3 separate regions of the Mus musculus genome follow, and regions 2 and 3 are each linked to region 1. The links are chromatin loops, found by intact Hi-C in ENCODE. Cell type or tissue: heart. All regions are shown on one strand.

Region 1 (8,000 bases):
CCCCCACGTGCTCCGGGACCGACAGAGGGAGCGAAGTTCGCGGGGGTGGGGGGGTGGGGGGGAGAGCGCCGGGGATGGGGGATCTGTGAGCAGACCTGCTTTGCATCAATAAATTAAGATGCTCATTTGAGTCCTGAAGTTTGCTGGTTCCTGTCAGTAGAGACGTTGGCAAACACCCCCAAAGCCGAGATGAAGCCTTTACTTCAAATAAAATAGGAAAATAAAATCCTCAGCTGGCCGCCCCGCTGGGGCCAGGTGACGTGCGAGATTCCACAGCCCGCGGGCCTCGCAGCGGGGAGGTGAGGGACGGTCGCGGGCTCTCCGGTCCTGTTTTAGTTTTGTTTGAAAAGGGCTTCTCTGAGATGCTCCCGATTTTTTTTTTTTAAATAGGCTTTCCCCTCCTATCCTAGGCTCAACTCCGAATGGATTGGATTGCGAGTTTGCACGTGAGAAAACCGTTTGGCTTTGCCTAGACCCCGCCGTGCCCTCACACACCTAATCCAGGGGTCCCGGGTATCATCAGCCTTTGCTCGCAACTCTAAACGAAGTTAGGTTAGCCACGTCCTGCATAGCACTACAGGATTGAAACAATTCCTTTAGATGAAAGACCAGCTCCATTTCTAAACCAGAAAAGAATCCTTTTTTTTTTTCCCCTCCACATGGTACAAAATAAACACAATTTGCTTTAAAAAAAAAAAAAAATCATTAGCTGTGGCCAAATTCGAATTCTTTCTTCGGCTTGTGTGTTCAAGGGCAGAAAAGAACCTCTTCGGGCCTCTGGGCCAGCAGGAGTGGGGGTGGGGAGCGGCTGTGAAAGTTAAGGAAATTGACAGACTGAGAGGTGAATGGGGGGACAGGCTCCGGGTCTGGCTGCCGGGAATTGGAAAACAAAAGGGTGTCCTCCTCACCCTGCCGGGGGTGGGGGGCTTGGGGGGGGAGTCCTAAGAGGAGCAGTTGACTTTATCCAAGGAAAGCCTCAAGAATTATTTCCCCTCCAATGTCGATGTCAATATTATTTCACATTTGCATGTATCTGTTGTTTTAATCCCCTTCGCCTGCGCTAATCTCGAAGTGGATTATTAACGGGAAAACAGTCCAAAAAAGGAGCTAGTCCTCCTTCGCTGGACTTGTTTTGCTGCGTGAGGAGCCTCAGAGCTGTCCCTGGTCCCCTCTGGACTTTTCGTCCTGCGCTCCTGTATTATGTGGATCCCACGGTCCCCATTGTCCCTGACCTGGCCCTGGAACTGAGGGAGTGTTCCGAACAAATTTATATTCCAGCTTCCTCTGATTCCGCTGCTTCTGCGATGGTGGGAACACTCTCTCGCTCAGAAGCTTGGGGAGGGGCGTGCCAAGCAAGGGCAGTGGGCAACCTAGCCCCTCTCTCAGCCCTCGCGATCTTCCCTGTACCACTACCCAAACGTCCACCTCCATGTGAACCTAGAAAATTGAAGTTGGTTTTGTTTTGTTTTGATCTGTTTTTTTTTTTTCCATACCAATATATGGGAAAAGTCGAAACTCAGTGCTAACTATTGGGGGCCGCCTTTTGGCACTGGAGAGATGAATGAGTCTAAGGTAATCAGATAATTAGGTGTTTTTAATTGAAATAGTTAATGGTCTATTTTGTCAGATCTGAAGTAAGAAGATATTTTATATCCATGATAAGGTCAGAGGTTTGTAGCTATTTGTTCGACTTGCCATATAGTCTCATTGTGCCTTTGCACTGGTGTGTCTGGACTAAAAAGACGTCCAGTAGCTACCTGGGTGCCTGCAGAAGGGGCTTGCCAATAGTCACTCCGTAAAACAGGCTCCCTATTCCTCCAAGGGAGGCTTAACGGCACACTTTGGAAGAAGGTGGTCTCTGATTTTTTTTTTTTTTTTAAGGAAAGAGGTGGAAGGAAAAAGGATATGAACAGTAGTGATAAATCTTATGGGAGGAAACTTGATAAGTCTTACATATATTTAGTACAGCTACATGATAGTATGAGAAACGTAAAATATAGCACGGATGTGTTTGACCCATGCTGAAATCCTTTTCTTTATTAATAATTTTTCGACTGCAAATCCCAACAACCTACAGATCATCTATAGGTACTCTATCTGTGATAGGGGCAATGGAGAAATTAATTTATCCAATCCTTCTCATTGTAAATGCTCAAATTAGGAAAGAGGAGAGTGTGTAACCAACTGTGAAAATCCGCTTTCTTGCACCCTAGAATGAAATCTAGCTGTGGTCATGCTGGGTGGCTATTACCCTCCCCCCACCACCACCACTGAAAAATAAACATGCAAAATACAAAGCCCTGTAGCTCTGGGAGTGTGGCTGTGGCAGCAGCCCCTGTGGTGGCTTTCCCCTCCTTTGAGTGCAATCGCCAGTGACTCTTGCATTCAAAGTCTTGCTGTAGGCACACATTCAAAGCACAGTTCAAAGCAGTTTATCTTAATATGAGTAAAAGTCTAGTGTTGGATCAGGGTATTATTTGTTTCAGGTCTCTTCAGACTGAAAACAGGGGACTATGACATATTTGACAGTATTAAAGCAGAAAAACTGATAAGAGGCAGCTGTTTGGCCCTCTTCAAACCTCCACCTTTTCCTTTATACTGGAGTCTATAGGCTGTGAGACTGGGCATCTCTCTGTGCTCTCGGGTTCTTAAATACTTTCACTATTTAAAATAATGGGGGGGGGTCTCCTAGTATTTTAAGAAATTAAGCCTTAACTGTTGAGGCAAAACAGTTTCTTCCTTTTCCTATAAATACAGAGCATCCTCAAATTTGGCTGTCTTTATTTACTTCTATATTAGTTCCAATTATGTGCAGTGTAAACCAGCTTTTTGATTAACAAAACAGCAGAGCATTGGTTAAGAACACTTAAACTTCAAAAAAAAATCCCCTGGGAAGTGGGCTCTGAATTGGTTAATAATGTGCAGTACTTGCTAAATTGCTGACTTCCAGATGTGGAAAATATCTTTCTTGTTTAGGACCTATGTAACCTGATTGGATTACGACAGAAGCGTCACGTTGGAAGCTTTTTGAGTGATTATTTAATTAACCATACAGTAGAAAGCTGTATTCTCCAGGAAATCCCTTCCATATTTGCATAACCAATCCCTTCAGAGCAAAGGTGGAGTCTTTTCTTTTTAATTTTAGTTTAATTGCAATATCAAAAATATGCACTTCAAAACTTAGACCCCACACAGTTTAGTGTCACCCTCTTCTTTCTTTCGTCCTAAGTTCCTCTGACCTTTCTCCTTCTTCCTCCTGCCCCTGTCCCCTCACTTTGTAATGTGGTCTGCATGAGGTGTAGAGGGGTCCAGAGATTGGCCAGCATAGTACAGCTCTATGTTAACCTAGAGACCCTTTATTAAAATGCCAAACTTTTAATATAGGGATCCAATCCAGAAAATCTCCCCCCCACACACACACACACATACACACATACACTGCACACTGAGATCCTAAGATGCAGTGTACAAGTAGCATTTCCCTCCCCTAGCTCTGGCATCTTTAAAAAAAAAAATGTAATAAGAGAAAGGGCAAGAATTTAGTTCCAAAAACGGTGCTTGAGGTATCCATACAACTTGACGTGCACCTCAAACCTAGTCACCAGAGATATCTGTATAAGACAAGAGATCTGCATGGAAGACCCGAGAGCTTTCCCTTTAACTTTCGCCCCTTGGAGTTCTCCAGTTCTGTGAATGGTGTGCACCGTTTTCCGCCCAGTACTCTGCAGGATTTAGTGATGAGGATAATGATGCCAAAGGCTTGCTTGACGGGGGGGGGGGGGGGGGGGGGGGGCGTGGAGAAGGGAGGGAGGGAGAGAGGAAGGGAGGGAGGTGGAATTTCATTTCTTCCACTAAAGCGTTTGCGGAGACTTCAAGGTATAATCTATCCCAGATCCTTTCCCAGAGAGAAACTTGGCGATCACGTTTTCACATGATGCTCACGCTCAGGGCGCTTCAATTATCCCTCCCCACAAAGATAGGTGGCGCGTGTTTCAGGGTCTCTCTTCTCTCCCCTACAGAAAAGAAAAAGAAAAAAATGTCATTAGAAGAGGCGTAACACGTCAGTCCGTCCCCAGGTTTGTGTTTCCTGGAGTGGCCGAAAAGAGATCAGTTCTAACCTGCTCGGCAGGAATAACGGTCCTGCCTCCAGACACTCTTGGCGAGGTTTTGTTCAGTTTGCTCCGGGAGCTGTTTCTTCGCCTCCACCTTTTTCTCCCCCACACTTCGCGGCTTCTTCATGCTTTTTCTTCTCACCATTTCTGGCCAAAACTACAAACAAGACTTCACAGGTAGGTTTCCCACCCCCCCCTTCTTTTCCTCCTCTTTTTATCCTTTTTTGGTGCTCTTGCCCCCCACCCTCCCTCTCTAATTTTCTCATTTTGAGTGGGAATGTTAGTCTGAAGTGAGCCGGGTGTCTCTGGACAGGAATTTCAGGTGGTTTTAGCTCTTTGGTGGCAGGCTTTCTTTTCCCAAGAGTGGCTTCTTTGCTTTCTCATGCCTTCCCTTACTCTCTCTTTCCTTTCCTCTCCCTTTTTCCCCTTCCCCCAGTAATTCGCCCTGTACCTGTCCATTCAGGTAACCAAAGGTGTTTTTTGCTACATAGTCTAGGAAAAGTTTTGTTGAGAACTGAATGGCTGGGGTAAAAAACTCATCAAGTGGAGAGTTTCTACTGCTTTGTTCTCACACCGACTTTCAATTCATTATATCAAGCAATTAAAACTTGGCAAATACCTGTTAATAATTATAAAACTTATTCGAGAAAGACCTACCAAATTCGGGAGCAAGTCCTTCTCTTAGATCTGGCAGACTAGTCTAACCTTTCCCACCGGAGAAGGCTGTTTTCTAAGCAGAAACTTGACTGTTTTTGTCTGCCTAGCGAGTTTCATTTCTTTATTTCATTCTTTGTGTGTGTGTGTGTGTGTGTGTGTGTGTGAAGTAACACCTCACTTCTGTGATTATAAATAAAGAAGTGAAAGTTCTCTTGGAACTTGAGTCGTTTACCAAAGTGTATGGGAGAGGGGGGGTCGCAACAGCTGGGAAGAAAACTGCTGTCAGGATAATAGGGTTAAAATTAGGGTAACTTTTGATATTTTATTTTAAATGACCAAGTAATATACACATCGATTTTTCATGGAACTCCTCTCTCTCTCTCTCTCTCTCTCTCTCTCTCTCTCTCTCTCTCTCTCTCTCACACACACACACACACACACACACACACACACACACCACACCACACCACACCACACCACACCACACCACACCACACCATTCCAGACTTTGGGACTGAAAAGTCGGAGTTCAAGAGTCACAGGCACAGTGCTGAGCTCAGCTAACATAAACGTGTTTATCTCCCACCTACTTACATGTTTCACATGCTAACCCTGTAATGATGAGGGCAAGATCGCTTACTCCAGAGTTAAGACTAACATTCACAAATAAAGTTTACAGCACAAATGCCATGTCTTTCCCTCACACACACACTGGCTCATAAAACTAGCAACTTATTTTATTAAATATATATTTTATATGCAGTGGTTTGTAAGTCTCAGCAGAAATACAGACAGACAGCTGTTTCATCCCACAAGCTTGTGTGACCATTTCTTTATTCCAGGACCCCCCCCCCCCAACAATTTCAAATTAGTAGGACAGATCAAAAAATGATATATTTGTATTTTTTTTTAATGTGTCAAACTGGAAAGCCTACTCTGTATGCCTAAGTAAATTTAAAGTGCTTCCTACAACACCCACTTCCCCTTCTCTCTGCCCCCCTTCACCCCCGCTCAGCAAATGTGCGGAAACTGATACTCACTTTCCAGGTTTTCCGCAAAGCTTGTGGCACCGGAGACAATAGGTGCAGGGTGTAGGGACTGGGCGTGCTGGGCGGCAGAGAAAGGGTTAATGGCCCTTGTGTTACAGTTTGCATCTGTTACATCTTTTATAGCCCGCTGTTTAAACTAATCCTCGAGGCACAGCGTCTTCCCACCCCGCGGAGTTTCAGGGCTCTCCTCTTCTCCGGCCTGCCTCCGAGGTTCCCCTTCTCCAAGTTTTGACAGTTTGAGCTGAAAGAATGCAGCGCCTCCCTCGATTTTTAGGTACAAAAGTTTCGAAGCCAAAAAGGACACGATCATTTAGAACAACTTAAATAGTGGCCACGGACTTTCTCTTTCCTTTCTTGAGAGGGGAAGAAAACAAAAACAAAAACAAAAAACAATCTACTGGAAGAATTTAAGGAAATCAGTGTGGGGAAACGTGTGTATGGGGGGGGGGGGCTTAAGTAAATATTGTCCAAGTGGTGAGGTTGGGGGAGGAACAATGTCCAGAGAGGCTTATAATTATATTTCTTTTGCCGGGTAAAATGGGAAATCTTAATTTGGGGGCGGAGGGTGTAGGGAAAGAGACAGTGCCTCGATAAACTCCAAAGGGGAGGGGAGGGGTCGCGGGGCGAGTGGGCTTCCTGTAATTACTATTATCAATTTACCCGAGTGTGCTTCATCCAAGGGCTGTTTTGCGTTGTTTGTTACTTTTTTCCCCTCTTGGGAATGGGGGGGTCGGAGGAGGGATGAGAAAAGATGAGAGCGAAAGACCCCCTCTCCAAGTTCCCGAGCCCGGCTGAGGACTTTTCTGAGGAAGAGGTCCGCCTAGCCTTGAGTCAAGCAGTCTTACTGTACCGCCGTGTGCATTCCCTCATACGGTCAGGAGTTATGACTCATTTTGAAGATGTAATTCTTGTCTCTGATCCCCTCGCGAGTGCAACACACCAAACAGTAACAACACAAAGCGCCTCGGGGCCAAGGCTGGGGGTGGGGGGCGGGGAGGGGGCCGCCGAAGTTTCGCTTTGGCGCTGGGGGCGCGGATGGGTGCTCACCCGGGCCCTGGCCCGGATCCCCTGGGCGGCCCGCGCGCGTTTCAATGGGCGCGGACGATGCCCACATTGTCGCTGTGTTTGGTTGCTAGATCGAGCCTGCGTGCTGCCGAAGCAGGGCGCCGAGTCCATGCGAACTGCCATCTGATCCGCTCTTATCAATGAAGCAGCCGATCATGGCGGATGGCCCCCGGTGCAAGAGGCGCAAACAAGCCAATCCCAGGAGGAAAAACGGTAAGAAGAGGCCCGAACCAAACTTTTCCGGGCCACTCGGCGGCCCGAGACCAGGGGGAAGGGGGGGACAGGGAGAAGGAAGCCGGTGGCGGCGCCTGGGGCTCGCGGGCGAGCCTCCCTCCGCGGCCAGCGCCGGAGCCCCACGCGCGGCCGCTGGACCGGGGGGGAGTTGAGCAAGTGCGGGGCCAAGTGAGCGCCGGGCGCCGGGGGTGGGGGTGGGGGGCTCGGAGCGCTGCCGATCGGACCTGCTCCCCACTCTGCGGCCCCGGCACCCCCGCTGCCTCCGCCCTCTCTGTTCCCCGGCCCGCAGGTCCCCGGCCCCGCGGCAGAAGCGGCCGGCTAGGGCAGGGCGGGGGCTCCGGCGCTCGGGCGCGCTGGACCTCGGGGCGCGGGCGGGCGAGGGTGGCAGGAGGGCGGCGAGGGCAAGGGAGGGGACCCGAGGCTGCCTCTCCGCCAGCCTCAAAGTTTCTTGCTGGAGTCGCTGGGCCGCCTCTCTGTGCGCCAAGTAACGGTTCGCGGGGCAGCGGGGCCCTGGCCAGACGCGGGGAACCGGGGGGTGGGGGGACAAGAGGGACGAGCCGGGAGCTGCGGACTGGGGACCCGGCTCCTCTGCAGCAGGCTCGGGGCCCGCTGCGGGCCAGAGAGCGGGGCGAACAGAGACTTTTCCCGGCAGTTGCTCCTCCACTGCCGGGAGGAGCCCGTTATCCAGGCTGAGTCAGGAAGGAGGAAAGAGATGGGGGTGCGAGGGAACAAGCAGACCAGAGGTGGCAGATTAAAGGGGTGTGTATGTGAGAGTTTAGGTCCATTTTGGAAACGGGCTGTGTAAAAGTGTGTAGTGTGGTGTGTGTGTGTGTGTGTGTGTGTGTGAGAGAGAGAGAGAGAGAGAGAGAGAGAGAGAGAGAGA
Region 2 (8,000 bases), 560 kb before region 1:
ATCTCTGAACTGTTGAATTACTGAGATGAATCACAACAGTGTACAGGAAGGAGCAGGGTCACAGCAGCCGTGCTAGGCAAGCCGAACTAGGGACAAACTGCCCAAGCCCATAAGCTGTTCCCGCCAAACCGGAAAATGATAGGTAGCTGAAGCCGCATAAATGTAGTGGGATTTCCGAGGCCCAGGGGTGTTTGCTTGTTTTAAGAAAAGCTAAAGTCGGCTCTGGTGTCCAACACTACATCACAGTTCCCATGCCCTGGTGCATTCCTCTTTTCAGATCCCAAGCATTTTTTTTTCTCGAGCCTCCCTACGTGCACTCCAGGATGTAGACAAAATGAAATCCAAGTGACCTATGTGGGGGTGGATTTATTATTATTTTTTTTTTGAAACAAGCAGAAAATTAAATGAAAAAAAAATCCTGTTCTCACTTTTTTCTTTTGGAGGGGGTATGTTTATTTTCTCAGAGATACTTTCTGGCAACGATGAGGGAATTCTGGTCTATTAAACTGTTTTCTAAAAAAAAAAAGTATTATCCCTTGCTTAACTTTATTTTATGCCCCCCCCCATAGTCTAATAAAAAGCTTTGACAATGGCTTTTCTTAAGGGCAGGTGTCAAGTTTTTGATTTGAGAATACCAAAGGTTTCTGAAAAAGGAGAATGTTTTCACAGAACGTTACCAATATTTATTCTATTGCCCAACATGGGAGGAGAAAATCCTTGGAAAATGTCTTTTTGGATACATTAATATTAAATAAATTAAAACTAAATTATGGTGCTGCTGAGTTACTTAGTAATAAAACTATACATATTCAGTGAGTTAGGAAAAATAATTCCTAACTGTTTCAGTTGCTCTAATTTACCAGCAGGATTTAAGTTTGTAAGGAAACAGCAACTATTGGAGGTAAAGCAGGTTGGGAAGCACCACAGGAAACCTGAAGCAAGCTTGTGTATAGACAAAATTTGATTTTTCTTCTTTTTGTTTGTTTTGTTGTTTTTTGTTTTGTTTTGTTCTGTTTTTATTTTTCTTCTTAGTCTTCCTCGCTAACAGTGCTCTCATCTCTGCTCATGAGCCACATTTAGTACCAGCTGTATACATTGAATTATTTCTCTCATTCACTGTCATGGTATTTATGCTGCCAAGCAAATGTATTAAGACTTACTTGACAGGGAGACAATGACAGAAGCTTCACTGGACGTAGGACTCCCTCTACAACAGTATTCAGATAAAGTCTTTTAAGAATTAGCAAAGGAAATACCAGGGTGAGATTTTATTCTGTGATTTTTACATTCACTTTTGAACAACTTTTCAAATGAAAGAGAAACTGTCAGTCGGAGCAGTAACCTAGTGTACACATGCCACGCTGAGCACAGGTAAAATGGGGCCTGGACAATCCACTGGTCTCAGTAACTGATAATAAGGAAACCTGGTTAGCTCTAGCCTTTCTGCGGACCCCCTTTCCTCTCGTCTTCTCCGTTTTCCCTGTGCCTCACGGAGGGAGGGCTCTTGCACACACACTGCGAACTCCCTTGTATCTCATTTCAATCGCAGTCATTAATATGAACTTCCAGACTTGCCATGACCAGGTGAGCTTTGCTGCAAAATCTCTAAAAGCTTGTTTCCCTCAGTTCCTCTGCATGGCCCAGGTCTCAGGGAGCCAGAAGGAGGAGTTTGTGGACAAGACCCCATTCCATAGACAAAACAACAGGACAGGGGCTCCATTCTTTTGTGTTGCAAAAATTTAGGATTATGGGAAGAAATCCTACTCTTTAAAATAATGGCATTCGTAGACCGAGCCCATTTTGATGGATGATGAACAATGATGAATTTAGTTCACTCTTCAGACACAGATACCTTAAGCAAAAAACTGTTTGCAGAAAGCCTCTTGCTTAATTTTATAAAAATGTGAAGAAGGCTGCTGGATATTTCACACTTCAGCATATGTAATGGGCTCAATCTCATGAGGCACTGATTACCCCTTCAGAAGCTCAATTAGACACCCCCACAGCAATCTCTTTTTAAAAACGCACGGTATGGTTTAAACACGAAAGGTTAACCCAGCCAAACATGTTAAAGCACCATCTTTGCCAGTCCATCTCTAGCCAATACAGAGTAGTGCACTGTGTGCTTTCTTTTAGATTTCTCAGAACACTTCATCAGTGAATCAGTGAGGTAGAAAGCTGACATGAGAAAAGAGAGTTGCCCATTCCCATTTAGAGAGAGAGAGAGAGAGAGAGAGAGAGAGAGAGAGAGAGAGAGAGAGAGAGAGAGAGAGAGAGAAAAGCATGGTGTACATACCAGGAAAACACACCAATTTTAGCACAGGCTTGAAATTAAAGGTTAAGACTGGTTCCAGAGAAATAATAACATTAAATATTACCTAAGCCTCATTTAAGAAGAAACCATCATTCCTTTTATGGTCCAGCCTTGGCAAGGCAAAGTTAAACTGTGTTCCAGCCACTTCGGGGAGGTATGGGAACAAGCAGCAGTGACTGGAAACAGGATTGTTGTCCAGGAAATGCTAGAACTTCCCTCCTCTATCATCTAGCTTCGCCTTAGCCTAGGAAGAAATCAGACACCTGTCACATGTACTTATTTATTCTTTAAGTAGCATGATATGATAGCCCTCTTCCATTCTCCCCATACTGCACTTTGGTTTGTTGGTTGGTTGGTTGGTTTTATCTCAGAGGCTTTAAACACAAGATGGGGACTTGTGCTGGGAGGCCTGCAGATTACAAGAAATAATGACCTGTGTATACTTAGTTGTTCAAAGGAAATTAGAGTAGCCTGATTTTTATTATTCCCCATTGCCTCCCATTCTCTGGTGTAATAACTTGCCCTGTTCTCTAATTTGCTTTTACATCATCAGAAATGGATAGCATTTAGCCCACTTACACCCATGACCAATCAGGATCTGCTGCTGAGTTAGGTTAACACAACCCTGCAAGGAATGGCAGGCCTTCTTCTGGCAGGCCAGGCAGAGATGATGGTGAGCTGCTGTTCTTTGAAAGCCCAGAATAGAGAAAGTGCTTATAGTTGGCCCTTGTGCTGACCAGAGCTCGGTTTATCCTGATCTTGAACATGGTAGCCATCTTTTCATGTCTGGTATTAGAATGCAAGTAATATTTGCTGGAAACAAGGGCATGTCACTGCTAAGGGTTGAATTCTTAATTATCACTTTCCAGCGCATGTGCAGGAACACTGCCTCACCCTCTCCATCTCTCTGATCTCCTACTATTTTCTAACACTAAAATCTAAAAGTCATCTGCTTTTAATTTTTCCCTCAGAAGAAAAAACAACTGTTTTAGGTAGTGTGTGTGTGTGTGTGTGTGTGTGTGTATCTTTTTGCACTTATGTGTACAGATGTAGGCAAGGACGTGTACACATGTGCACACATGCATGTAAAGTCCAGTCTTCTTTAATTGATCTCCGCTTTATTTGTAGCGACACAATCTCTCACTGAATTTGGAGCCCACTGGTCAGCAAGCCCCAGGGATCCTTATGTCTCTGCCTCCACAGTCCTGAGATCTCAGGCACAGGCTCTCACCCTTGCTGCTACTTGGTTGTTTTTTTTTTTTAACATGAGCGCTGGAGATCTGAGCTCATGTTTGTACAGCAAACATTTTACTTTGTTCGTAAGAATTACGACGAGACCTTTCGATCCTAATTTAATCAGAACTTTCTGGTCCTATAACACATATTACCTGTAGTTGCTAGACAGCCTTAAAGAAGCTCAGGGGCCAATGTATCCTTACAGCAGCTAAGGATCACACGATTGCTAGCTGCAACATAGAAGCTTGCCCCACTGTACACCCATGTACTCCTTTGAGATGAAAGTAACACTGCGAACACAGGCAAAGTGATTTTTGTTTAATAAAGGGTGTTTTTCAAGACAGTTTGTGAGGTTGCGTGGTTTCTTCAATTCTCCCACAGCAGTTGAGCTCTGTGCATTTAAATAGGCAGGATTCGGCAAGATAAAACTGACAAGAACTATATAGTGAGCAGTTTTAATAATCACAACTTCTGAAATTGACTCCATGAGTATATTTAAGGAGCTCAATAAACTTGATCTTTATAAATGTTTCTTCTTCTCTCCTCAAACATTTCTTTGCAGTCTGGGCAACTGCCTCATTATTAACTGAGTCTCTATTCCAAAACAAACTGGAGTCCCTCATATTCGCCCTACTTTAATTTCCTCTAGTCTCATATATTTTAAGATTAACTACTGGTTTTGTTTTGTCCTCTCCTTGCCTGCTCAGGGACTCCACAATTTACTTCATTTTTTAATTATGATGTCTTAGAAATAACACATTCCGTTCTGTACCGCCGAAGGTAATGCTTAGAACTACCCCTCACTTCTTCTGAAGTCATCACCAACTCCCTCCACTGTCCATCAAATATCAGTCTACTGTGGTTCGGGAGATGACTCTTTAATGCTCTTACTTTATAGTTAACTTACTGTCCTGGCCATAGTTTTATTACTGGGGCTTAGGAGATCTCTCTTACTAAATTGTCCCTGTTGCCCTAAATTCCATTCCTGGGTAATATGGTACTTGGCTGAGTCTGTCTACCGAGCTTGCACAATTCTTTTGAGATTCCCCCAGATCATAACCTTACAAAGACCCTTTACTTTTTAGAGCAAGATTAGATAGGAAGTTTATACCTCTGTGTACAAGCAACTCCCAACAGTTATCCTTTTCAGAGAATGACCAGGTGGTTGACTTTGGGGCCAGAATAGGGGAGGAGTGGGAAACTGTAATGAAGCAGAAAAGAAAAATGCTAATATTTTGACTTCAGTGATAAAAAAAAAATCAGTTTCCAAACTCTGGAAAACAGTTCATTCCATTTGATTCCATTAATTTCAGAATGAGTCCATTGGGAATCCCGGAGAACAATGTTAGAGCAAGAGAGGCAGACTCAATATTTACTATTGCTCTCAAGATTCTAATTTGAGTTTTTCCTCTGTCTCTCACTTCATTTTCTTCCCAGAGCTGGGAACAGTTCTGTGATCTCAAATATTTTTTAGTATAGCAACTCAACTTGCCTTATAATTATCAAAATATCTGAAGTGACTTTCAAAAGTTTTAAGTATATTCATAGTTTTGCAAGCAAAACCAAAGACAGTTATAGAAGTTGTTATTGGCCCCTAAAATGCCTGCCTTTGACAAGCAGTAGACTTAGTTATTCTCTTTACAGAGGGACCTATTTCATAAGCATTTAATATGTGACCTTTTGTTTCTATCTTCTTTTACTCTGCTCACTTTTACTCTGAACATGGTCCAGAAGGGCCACACATGCCGTAACATAGATGCTGACTAAAAGTAGCCAGTATTAGATTTCTTTGGTTACTTCCTTGCCCATACATACTATTTGCATTTTATAGTCATAATCCTAGTGAATATCAAACAATATATTATGTATGAATTTAATTTTCTTGACAGGTAGTGATGAACCAGCCCATGTATTTGTATGTGTATTCTGTATCTTCTATGGAGGTGGCATCCCATGGCTTCTGTTAATTTGTATGGGACAATGTACTTCTTCTATTATGGAGGTGGACAATCTCTTTCTGTAGTGTAAACCTAAGTCCCTCATCAAATACATGATCTACATACTTCATCTATCCTCTTGACTGACTTTCACTTTTCTTACTTCATGCTTTGAAGCTTAAAAGATGTTCACATGTCTGAAGCTCCGCCTCTTTACCCTTTGCTCTCCAGGCTGCAACTGCTGCTTTTGAGAAGCTTGCTACTCATGGTAATAAAGATTTACATCTCTATTTTCTGGAACTTTTGTAATACTAGGTCTTCTTTATCACACTAGATCTCTGGATCATTTTAATTTTTATGTGTGCTCTAAGACAGATTCCATGTTTTGCCACAATTGGTTCAAGACACTATTCTTTTACCATTAAACTGCTCTGACATTCTTATTGTAAATCAATTGTAAATATGAAGGCTTATTTCTGCAATCTACATTATGCATAGATTTTTTTTCTGTATATTAGATCACAAATATGCAAATATATATTTATTTATTTCCAAGTCAGGAACTCCTTACTCCCTTTTTCCTGCTTAATTGGCCTTACTAGTAAAATATTTCCTATAATTGACTATATTATATATAATTGACCTTATATTGTAGTCATATGAGTGAGAGTTTTGTAGCTATTCTTTATCAAGTTGATAAAATTCACTTTATTTCCTAGTTTATTGATTGCTTTTGCTATGGAAAGGTGTTGGATTTTGTCAAATGTTGTTTCTGTATCTATTAAGATAATCACATCACTTTGTCCTTTATTGACATTCTGTTGATTTCAGATGGTAAACCTACTTACTTCTAATCAATCCCACTTGGTGATGATGTAAAATTCTTTTAATATCTCAGATATAATTTGCAGTAATTTTGCTAAGGAATTACTATCTATGTAAGAAATTTATTCCGTAACTTTCCATACTTGTTCTGTCGTTAGCTGTCAGAATAATAGTTGGCTCTGAGCTGGGAAGTATCTTTTCCAAATCTAAGTTTGGGGAAAGTACAAAAAGAATTATTTCTATTATTTTTTGAGATAGAACTAATCAATGAAGCAATCTTGGGCTAAAATATATTTTGGAGAAATCCTCAAATTTCTAACACAACTTGCTCTGTGTTGGTGTGGCTATATTTCCATGTTTCTAAGATAGAGACATTACATCTTGTTTGCAAAGCTGAGCTCCTTGGAAAATTGTACATAGTGCCTTAATGAGAGATAAGACAGTAGAACATTCCTCAAAATATAGCAACAAGGAATAAAGGGTGGATAATTCTCTCAACTGAGGAAGTATTAAATATACCAGGTAATGTTTGTAGAATCGTCTGGTAGAGATGGAGATAGTATAAAAGAGTCTGAGGACAGATCACTGGATATGAAGTTTAATTTTCAAATTGTGTTTGCCATTAGGGTTCCTGTGAGCTGCAAAGACTCCATGTCTGAAACTAACTGTATGAGCTGACATAAAAATCATCACAATTATATGTAATACAGATTTGTTCATAATGACTAGGAGAGATGCCAATATCTAGGTGTTCCCCAAGTCCCATGGTATCATTAACGATATCATTGACGTCTGAAATATTCTTTCCATCACAATGGTATTGTCTCTTAAAATAAAGACCCATAATATTTTAAATACTTTAGTTCAATGATTTAAATGTGCTATCTGCTTAGGAATTCATTGATATATCACATCCTGAATAGATTTCCATAATATACCAATCAAAACCAGCCAATCTTTCAGAAAAGTTAAGCCATCGAGAACTTCTTCTAGGCTTTTAATTCCTTTTAGTATAACACAAAGATTAAGCTACTAATTATAGACCAAGTCTGGCTTAGTACAATGTAATTTTTAAACATGAAAATATTTTTTTCTTTTACTGGGTCAATTTCTTAAGTTTTAAAAATAGGAAATGTATATTCAATATAGTATATTCTTGTGTATTTATATGTGGATTAAGTGTCATTTACTCCGTGACTACTATTGTCATTGATATTTCTGGAAACAATCAGCTATGGGGCCACATTCTATGTGATATACCAAAAAATGGACCTACGTACTCTTCCTGAAATGGCATCACCATCCTTCACATGACACATTTTCTGTTTTTACTTCAATGCTCTCTCACTCTCTAGAGAATCTTGTTACAGATTTCCCTTCATGCCCCTTCTGTTTTGCCTAGCAGAGGAGCCTCTACTCATACAGATGAAGAGATCTTTGCTTTGAATGTTTGAACATTCATCGAGTTGGTCATTCTCAGCACTGGTCCCTAAGCTCCTTCCTTACAATCCATGTCAAAACCAGCAGATCATGAAGCAGTGCTCCCATTTCATAGGTGAAGAAGTGGGTAAAACACTTGGTAACCTATTTAGTTCACTCAGCTTATACATGGTCCCCCTACAAAATAGATTTGTTTTCAGTGTGAAATCCATGCAGCTTCTTATCCTTCAAGCTGCTGCCAAGGCGGT
Region 3 (8,000 bases), 570 kb before region 1:
TGTATCCAGGAGTGGTAAAGCTGAATCCTCAGGTAGTACTATGTCCAATATGCTGAGGAACTGCCAGACTTATTTCCAGAGTGGTTGTACCAGCTTGCTATCCCACCAACAATGGATGATTGGAACTAAAATTTTGTCTATTGTTTTTTTTCCTAGATATTTATGCTCTAGTGGCACATACAAATGAAAATAATACACATGAACACACATACTAAATCATCTAAAATCTCACCCTAAGCTTCTCTAATTGCTTGAGACATTTCTGCCTCTGATATCTGGCATCCTCTGAATCTTAGCTCACGAGTGGCCGCTTAAAAACCCATCATGAATGGGGGAGGGGCTCCCAAAGCACCACCTTGATCTGAAGATCTATTAGCAATGGATGACTGCCAAAAGGAATAGTGAGGTTGCCCCCCACCCCCACCCCCAGAGGAATAGCTGGTGGTAGAATGTCCATGCTTCAGTGGGCTGCCATAGACATGCTAGAAATAGTATTTTAACAAACTTAGTAATTGGATGACAAAATGAGGACAAGGAGATGGAAGGGAGAAGGAGAGTATGTCCTGGGAGAAGTTTTGCAAATATGATTAAAACCCATTACACATAGGCATGAAATTTTCAAACAGTAAAAGATAGAAGATTGTGTATATTTATTTTAAGCTATCCCTTTAAACCTGTATGAACTCCTTGGAGTCTTTTCTCCTTAACCTTTTCCCTTCCCAAAGCAGCCACAAACTGTTGATTTTGCTTTGTTTTGTAGAGAAACATGGCTTATGAGTCATAAAGAAGGGATATTGTGTGCAGCCAAGTTAAGTTTAAATTGCTCTTTGGACATTCCTCTCTTCATGCCATGGTGACCACGATATCCCTAGATCCTTCTTGGGTCATGACAGAATCTGGAGAAGAACTCAAAGTGGATTTTATTGGAAGAGGGGAAAATGAGGTAGATATTGTTAATTGGTAGGGATCTATCAGATTAAAGTATGCACAACCACCAAAAGCTGCAACCTTAATGTCCACCTTCATTGCAAAGAATCAGGGTGCTAATGAGGTGAGGTATCTAGGATTTCTTTTTCTAAATGGCCACAGTATGTTTTCACTTTAGTCTCAAGAGTGTTTGCCACAATTACTGAGCAAGGAGAAAAATGTATTGTTGCGAAAAATAGTAGAAATCCTGTTGGCTGGCTTTAAATTTTATTGCATGAGTTTCAAAACTGCATGTCTATTAAAAAAAAAAAACCCTAGGGAAAAAAAACCCACATAATTACATGATGGGAAGGTGTAACTTTGTTTTGCAAATTCACATTTACTCCCTTCTACCTCCCTGTAATTCTCCTCATATTCCCCCCATACATCGACCTCTCAACTCTACTTCAGTTATTCTACCCTCTAAAAGTGATTTTCTCTCCCCAAGCTCCTAGTAGCTGTCTTCAGTAAGGCTCGTATTGGACCTAGACATCATTTACTCCATCTCTCCTAGGATTTGGGATGACTTAATTTTCTGTAGGTCTTGTGCAGGTAAGCACAGCCTTGAGTTCACAAATATGACAGCCATCCTGTATCTGAAGTCAGCACTTCATAGCACTCTTCCCCAAACTCTAAGTCTTATGCTTTTTTTTCTCATTCTTTCTCAGTGTACCCTGAATGTCAGTGGTCAGGGGCTTAAAACATGTTTTACTTAGGGGTGAGCACCTGGTCTTTCCGCAGCATTTATAAAAGTTATTCATCTCTCCATTGATGGTTGCTCATTTCAAAAGAAAGCTTCTCTGAGCAAGGTTAAGAACATTCTAGATCTCTGGGTATAAACATAAACATTTAGAAGGTATATTGATAGCTTGCCTATACAATCAAATTACAATAACAGGTTCTACTCTAAGGCCAGTGACTTTCCCAACAGAGGGCTCTTGAACTAGATTATAATACAATGCATGAAAGTCCCTTCTATAGAACAGGCCCAAGATTTAATCACAAAGCAGCTTGCTAGCCCATAGCATTCTTGCTATTATTGCACCACTGGGTGTGTCTTCCCTGCTAAGTTGGTATTGAAGCATATAGGGTATATATTGGTTAAGACCACTGAGGTATTTTCTCTCCTGGGAATCTTAAAAGCACTTTCTGGCATTAGGAAAACTAGCCAGAAGTTTTTCCTGGTTGGTTAGAGACTGATTATTCTGGGCTTTAGGTCACTAAACCACAGAGAAAGAAAAATTGGGATACACATATTAGAGAAAATATGCTTGTCTTTCTGTACTTTAATTATCATACTCAGTAGACATTTTTCAAGTTACAGCCATTTACAATGCAAATCACATATTATATTTTTCTTTATGGATGAATAATACTCTATTGTGTACTTGTACAATATTTTTCTTACCAAATCATCTCTTGATTTACATCATATTATGGCTTAAAAACAGTGAATAATGTCTATAGCTGAGTTTTCTATCCATTTACATCTGAACAACCTGTCAGAAGGGCCATTGCTTCTCATCCTACCTCATGGAATTCTCACCAAAACTGATACCAGTAGTTGGGAACTTACAGCAAGGTCTTTTTGTTTCATTTTGTACTTGCACTTGATTTGTGCTCAGTAAGCACCAATCTTTACTTGTGAAATATTTCAGATATAACAGAGAAAGCTCTAAATTGAACTTCTTTCTCTGTTTTGTCTGGTTGAGCTAGATTTTAAGCTTAATAGTTATGTGACTTATGCCACTTTCTCCTTTCCTAGTTCTTGCTTAAACACTGTGGAGAATCAGGAACAAGAAACATGCTGGTGCTTTTGTTCCCACAAGCTGCTCACAGTTGCTTGCCTATATGTGGTTGTGAGTGCTTGTGAGTTTGAATGGACTTACTGTTAAAGAGTGCTTTACACTCCACCCACACTGGGAGTCAGGGATACCTGGAGTGTTCATACGGACCTATTGCTAAACCTTACCCTAAAGTTCTCAATCAACAGGTATAAATACAGACTCTATCAAATCCTGGATGGGCATGATACAGAATGGTGGGGAATCACTAAGCACAAGTACTCAATGAAGAAGCATACTCTTCATTCTCCCCAACCATGTAAAAGATTCAAGATCTCGAGGTAGAGAGGGATGATTAAATTGTGAGTGTGTTTTTCTCATGACAATTCATCAATGTTATATCTCTAATTACTAAAGGTGGGCAATAATAAAATTAAAATAATTATAGAGTAAACACAGAAATATTTAAATTACTTTTGCTACTTGTCTTAGTCAGGGTTTCTATTCCTGGACAAAACATCATGACCAAGAAACAAGATGGGAAGGAAAGGGTTTATTCAGCTTACACTTCCATACTGCTGTTCATCACCAAGAAAGTCATGACTGAAACTCAAGCAGGTCAGGAAGCAGGAGCTGATGCAGAGGCCATGGAGGGATGTTCCTTACTGGCTTGCTTCCCCTGGCTTGCTCAGCCTGCTCTCTTATAGAACCCAAGACTACCAGCCCAGGGATGGTCCCACCCACAAGGGGACCTTCCCCATTAATCACTAATTGAAAAAATGCCAGCTGGATCTCATGGAGGCATTTCCTGAACTGAAGCTCCTTTCTCTGTGATAACTCAACCTTGTGTCAAGTTGACAACACAAACCAGCCAGTACCCTACTCCTCTGTGACAAAACAGAGACAGGTAGAAATAAAATTATAATGATATGGAGATAGAGAGAGAGATAGATAAATAGAGAGGTAGATAAATAGATAGATAGATAGATAGATAGATAGATAGATAGATAGATAGATAGACAGACAGACAGACAGACAGATAGACTCTCTAATTTATGAATTATGTTCAGAGAGCTATCTTTCTTTTGGGCAAAAACCTTCCAACATTTATATTTGAAAAATAACTTCCAACTGAAGTAATGACTAAAGGAGCTTACATTAACAGCCATGCTTTTCAGTTACCACAATGTCTTCCATTTCAGTTCCTCTCATACTTTTCATGTATCCATTAGAGGAACCCCAGGACTACCTAAAATACAAGGCAGAATATCAAGTAGGCACACAACAGAGAGCTGGACTAAAACAGGGGCCTCTGTATTCTGGGCTTGCATTTCCACTAATTAATGTGAGCCAGCCTCACTATAACAGCAAGATTATTATTCTTTCTTTATTCACATCTGTCACATAATGATAAAATCTGGTCAATTGTCTCCAGAAAAGTTTGTGAATAACATATTACTTAGTGCAAATGCAGCAAATAACGTGTACTCTCTTCATTCAGACCTCCCTTCCCAAGGTATCAGGAGAGATGTGGTTAGAAAAAAACATAACTTAGGCATTTCTAGAGGGTTCTAAAATTTTAAAGTCTAAAGTATAACCAAGATATGCTGTGACTTGTGTTACTTTAGCTCAGTACTTTCTGAATTAAGTAAGAAGATGGCTTGTTAATATTTAAGCTACTTACTGCAAGTTTTAAGGAATATAAAACTACCTAGGCAGGAAAAGATATGCTTATTGGAACCCACAGAGTGAAGTGAAAGTTCTCCATGTGACCCGATAATTCTGAAATCAGAACACAATTCCATTTCGAGGACTGGAACAAGAGTCCACAGCTGTTTCCCCAAAGGGGGAGAAACTGATTCAACCTTTGTCCTACCGACTTCCCTTCTTTGTCCCTTCAGATGCTTTCCAAAATGTTTTGAAATATCTTTCCTGAAATTTTTCATCTTTGCTAATATTCTTGTATAGCTTTTGAATCTACTTAATATGATATAAATTTTATATAAACCTCTAATGATATCAGTAACCATCACTTGCTCGAGCGTACATATTTTTGTCTACTTCTAGATCCTGACCCTCTCTAGTTATATTCACTGCCATTTAACTCAATCAAACTACAGCATATTAGAGTCAATAGTTGGTATAAAACAACACTAAGAGTCCAGACCATTATTTCACAGATTAGCAGGAGAAATCAGAAAACTACCTAAACCCCATGCACAACCTTGCAACTGGACTGAGGCATCCATAAATCTGGTGGCAGGAGCCTCATTGGTATACCACAGGACAGTATCTAGAGTTTCTGTCTTTCCCTAGAGAATCAGAGCATACAGAAAAAAAAAATGCAGAATATGTTTAGATGGGACCAGATATTGTGCCCTGGAATCCTGATCCGTTTATATCATGTTGGCCTGAGTCATGTAACTTTACCAGTTGGAGCTCCAGTTTCCTCTTTAAAGAAATGAAAAGCAAAAGTACATCTCCTTGGAATAGTGATCTCCTTGTCACATGGTTCTCATTCTCCCTTTGTAAGTGATGGCTTTTCTATTACCCACTGTACCTATGGCTTCGTGTCACTACCCTTTCTGATGCTTTCACGGTGTCTGACTGCAGGTTCTTTCTGCCTTCTAGTCTTTTCTCTCAAACTTCTCTCAGAGCAACTACATTGAGCATGTCTTGTTTACAATGAGATGGTGACATCCTCTCTCTGCATGTCCTACCCTTTTGTTTGAGCATATTTTCAATGCTACTCTTGGTCCATTTTTTGAAAGGCATAGACATTTGTTGGGTGTTTAGAAAACTGCTAAAGAAATCACTCCTAACCTAGACAAGAATTACTCCATGTGGGCATGGTTTTGTGGTTCTTTAATCCCAGCAAGGAAGGAGGCAGAATGTCGTGAGTTCAGGAAGGACAGCTTGGTCTCTGTATGACTTTCAGGCCAGCTATGGCTATATAATGAGATCCTGTCTGAACAACAACAACAACACACAATAGCAAAAACCACCAAATGAACAAATAAAGCCCTAACAGAAGTATAAATATTAAGATTTGGATTTTTTTTGTTCAATTCTTGTTGGGCATTATGCTTTGAGCTTAGACATTTATTTTTTTTTTTTCATTAGATATTTTTTTTTAATTAGGTATTTAGCTCATTTACATTTCCAATGCTATACCAAAAGTCCCCCTTACCCACCCACCCCCACTCCCCTACCCACCCACTCCCCCCCTTTGGCCCTGGCGTTCCCCTGTACCGGGGCACACAAAGTCTGCGTGTCCAATGGGCCTCTCTTTCCAGTGATGGCCGACTAGGTCATCTTTTGATACATATGCAGCTAGAGTCAAGAGCTCAGGGGTACTGGTTAGTTCATAATGTTGTTCCCCCTATAGGGTTGAAGATCCCTTTAGCTCCTTGGGTACTTTCTCTAGCTCCTCCATTGGGAGCCCTGTGATCCATCCATTAGCTGACTGTGAGCATCCACTTCTGTGTTTGCTAGGCCCCGGCATAGTCTCACAAGAGACAGCTACATCTGGGTCCTTTCAGTAAAATCTTGCTAGTGTATGCAATGGTGTCAGCATTTGGAAGCTGATTATGGGGTGGATCCCTGGATATGGCAGTCTCTACATGGTCCATCCTTTCATCTCAGCTCCATACTTTGTTTCTGTAACTCCTTCCATGGGTGTTTTGTTCCCACTTCTAAGGAGGGGCATAGTGTCCACACTTCAGTCTTCATTTTTCTTGAGTTTCATGTGTTTAGGAAATTGTATCTTATATCGTGGGTATCCTAGGTTTTGGGCTAGTATCCACTTATCAGTGAGTACATATTGTGTGAGTTCCTTTGTGATTGTGTTACCTCACTCAGGATGATGCTCTCCAGGTCCATCCATTTGGCTAGGAATTTCATAAATTCATTCTTTTTAATAGCTGAGTAGTACTCCATTGTGTAGATGTACCACATTTTCTGTATCCATTCCTCTGTTGAGGGGCATCTGGGTTCTTTCCAGTTTCTGGCTATTATAAATAAGGCTGCTATGAACATAGTGGAGCATGTGTCCTTCTTACCAGTTGGGGCTTCTTCTGGATATATGCCCAGGAGAGGTATTGCTGGATCCTCCGGTAGTACTATGTCCAATTTTCTGAGGAACCGCCAGACTGATTTCCAGAGTGGTTGTACAAGCCTGCAATCCCACCAACAATGGAGGAGTGTTCCTCTTTCTCCACATCCTCGCCAGCATCTGCTGTCACCTGAATTTTTGATCTTAGCCATTCTCACTGGTGTGAGGTGGAATCTCAGGGTTGTTTTGATTTGCATTTCCCTGATGATTAAGGATGTTGAACATTTTTTCAGGTGCTTCTCTGCCATTCGGTATTCCTCAGGTGAGAAGTCTTTGTTCAGTTCTGAGCCCCATTTTTTAAGGGGGTTATTTGATTTTCTGAGGTCCACCTTCTTGAGTTCTTTATATATGTTGGATATTAGTCCCCTATCTGATTTAGGATAGGTAAAGATCCTTTCCCAGTCTGTTGGTGGTCTTTTTGTCTTATAGACAGTGTCTTTTGCCTTGCAGAAACTTTGGAGTTTCATTAGGTCCCATTTGTCAATTCTCGATCTTACAGCACAAGCCATTGCTGTTCTGTTCAGGAATTTTTCCCCTGTGCCCATATCTTCAAGGCTTTTCCCCACTTTCTCCTCTATAAGTTTCAGTGTCTCTGGTTTTATGTGAAGTTCCTTGATCCACTTAGATTTGACCTTAGTACAAGGAGATAAGTATGGATCGATTCGCATTCTTCTACATGATAACAACCAGTTGTGCCAGCACCAATTGTTGAAAATGCTGTCTTTCTTCCACTGGATGGTTTTGGCTCCCTTGTCGAAGATCAAGTGACCATAGGTGTGTGGGTTCATTTCTGGGTCTTCAATTCTATTCCATTGGTCCACTTGTCTGTCTCTATACCAGTACCATGCAGTTTTTATCACAATTGCTCTGTAGTAAAGCTTTAGGTCAGGCATGGTGATTCCACCAGAGGTTCTTTTATCCTTGAGAAGAGTTTTTGCTATCCTCGGTTTTTTGTTATTCCAGATGAATTTGCAAATTGCTCCTTCTAATTCGTTGAAGAATTGAGTTGGAATTTTAATGGGGATTGCATTGAATCTGTAGATTGCTTTTGGCAAGATAGCCATTTTTACAATGTTGGTCCTGCCAATCCATGAGCATGGGAGATCTTTCCATCTTCTGAGATCTTCTTTAATTTC

What was found. Peaks named below come from ENCODE experiments on the same cell type or tissue, not always from the same donor. Only the 100,000 strongest peaks of a DNase experiment are listed, where the experiment ranks them.
Region 2: it touches region 1 in a loop (2.0-fold over the local background); 3 of 42 quality-filtered maps call a loop at or near these places.
Region 3: a loop joins it to region 1, with 2.6 times the contacts of the local background. A loop is called at or near these places in 2 of 42 quality-filtered maps.

What each region holds. Positions count from the first base shown.
Region 1 is chr2:45,109,112-45,117,111 of GRCm38, reverse strand. It overlaps Zeb2 (zinc finger E-box binding homeobox 2), which reads left to right and starts at 3,833. Exons shown (of 10, transcript NM_015753.4): 1 at 3,833-4,289; 2 at 6,955-7,096. The coding sequence starts at 7,024. Zeb2os (zinc finger E-box binding homeobox 2, opposite strand) reads right to left here and starts at 5,974. Exons shown (of 3, transcript NR_110572.1): 1 at 5,810-5,974; 2 at 4,119-4,269; 3 at 3,025-4,013. In heart, a CTCF peak has its summit at 3,984; DNase peaks (open chromatin) are centred at 821, 3,841, 5,921, 6,961 and 5 weaker places; H3K4me3 peaks cover 6,345 bases; H3K27ac peaks cover 6,271 bases.
Region 2 is chr2:45,670,993-45,678,992 of GRCm38, reverse strand. No RefSeq gene overlaps it. Among named protein-coding and RNA genes, the nearest start is that of 1700019E08Rik, 22 kb to the left of the region's middle. In heart, no CTCF peak of the experiment used is centred here; no DNase peak of the experiment used is centred here.
Region 3 is chr2:45,681,987-45,689,986 of GRCm38, reverse strand. No RefSeq gene overlaps it. Among named protein-coding and RNA genes, the nearest start is that of 1700019E08Rik, 11 kb to the left of the region's middle. In heart, no CTCF peak of the experiment used is centred here; no DNase peak of the experiment used is centred here.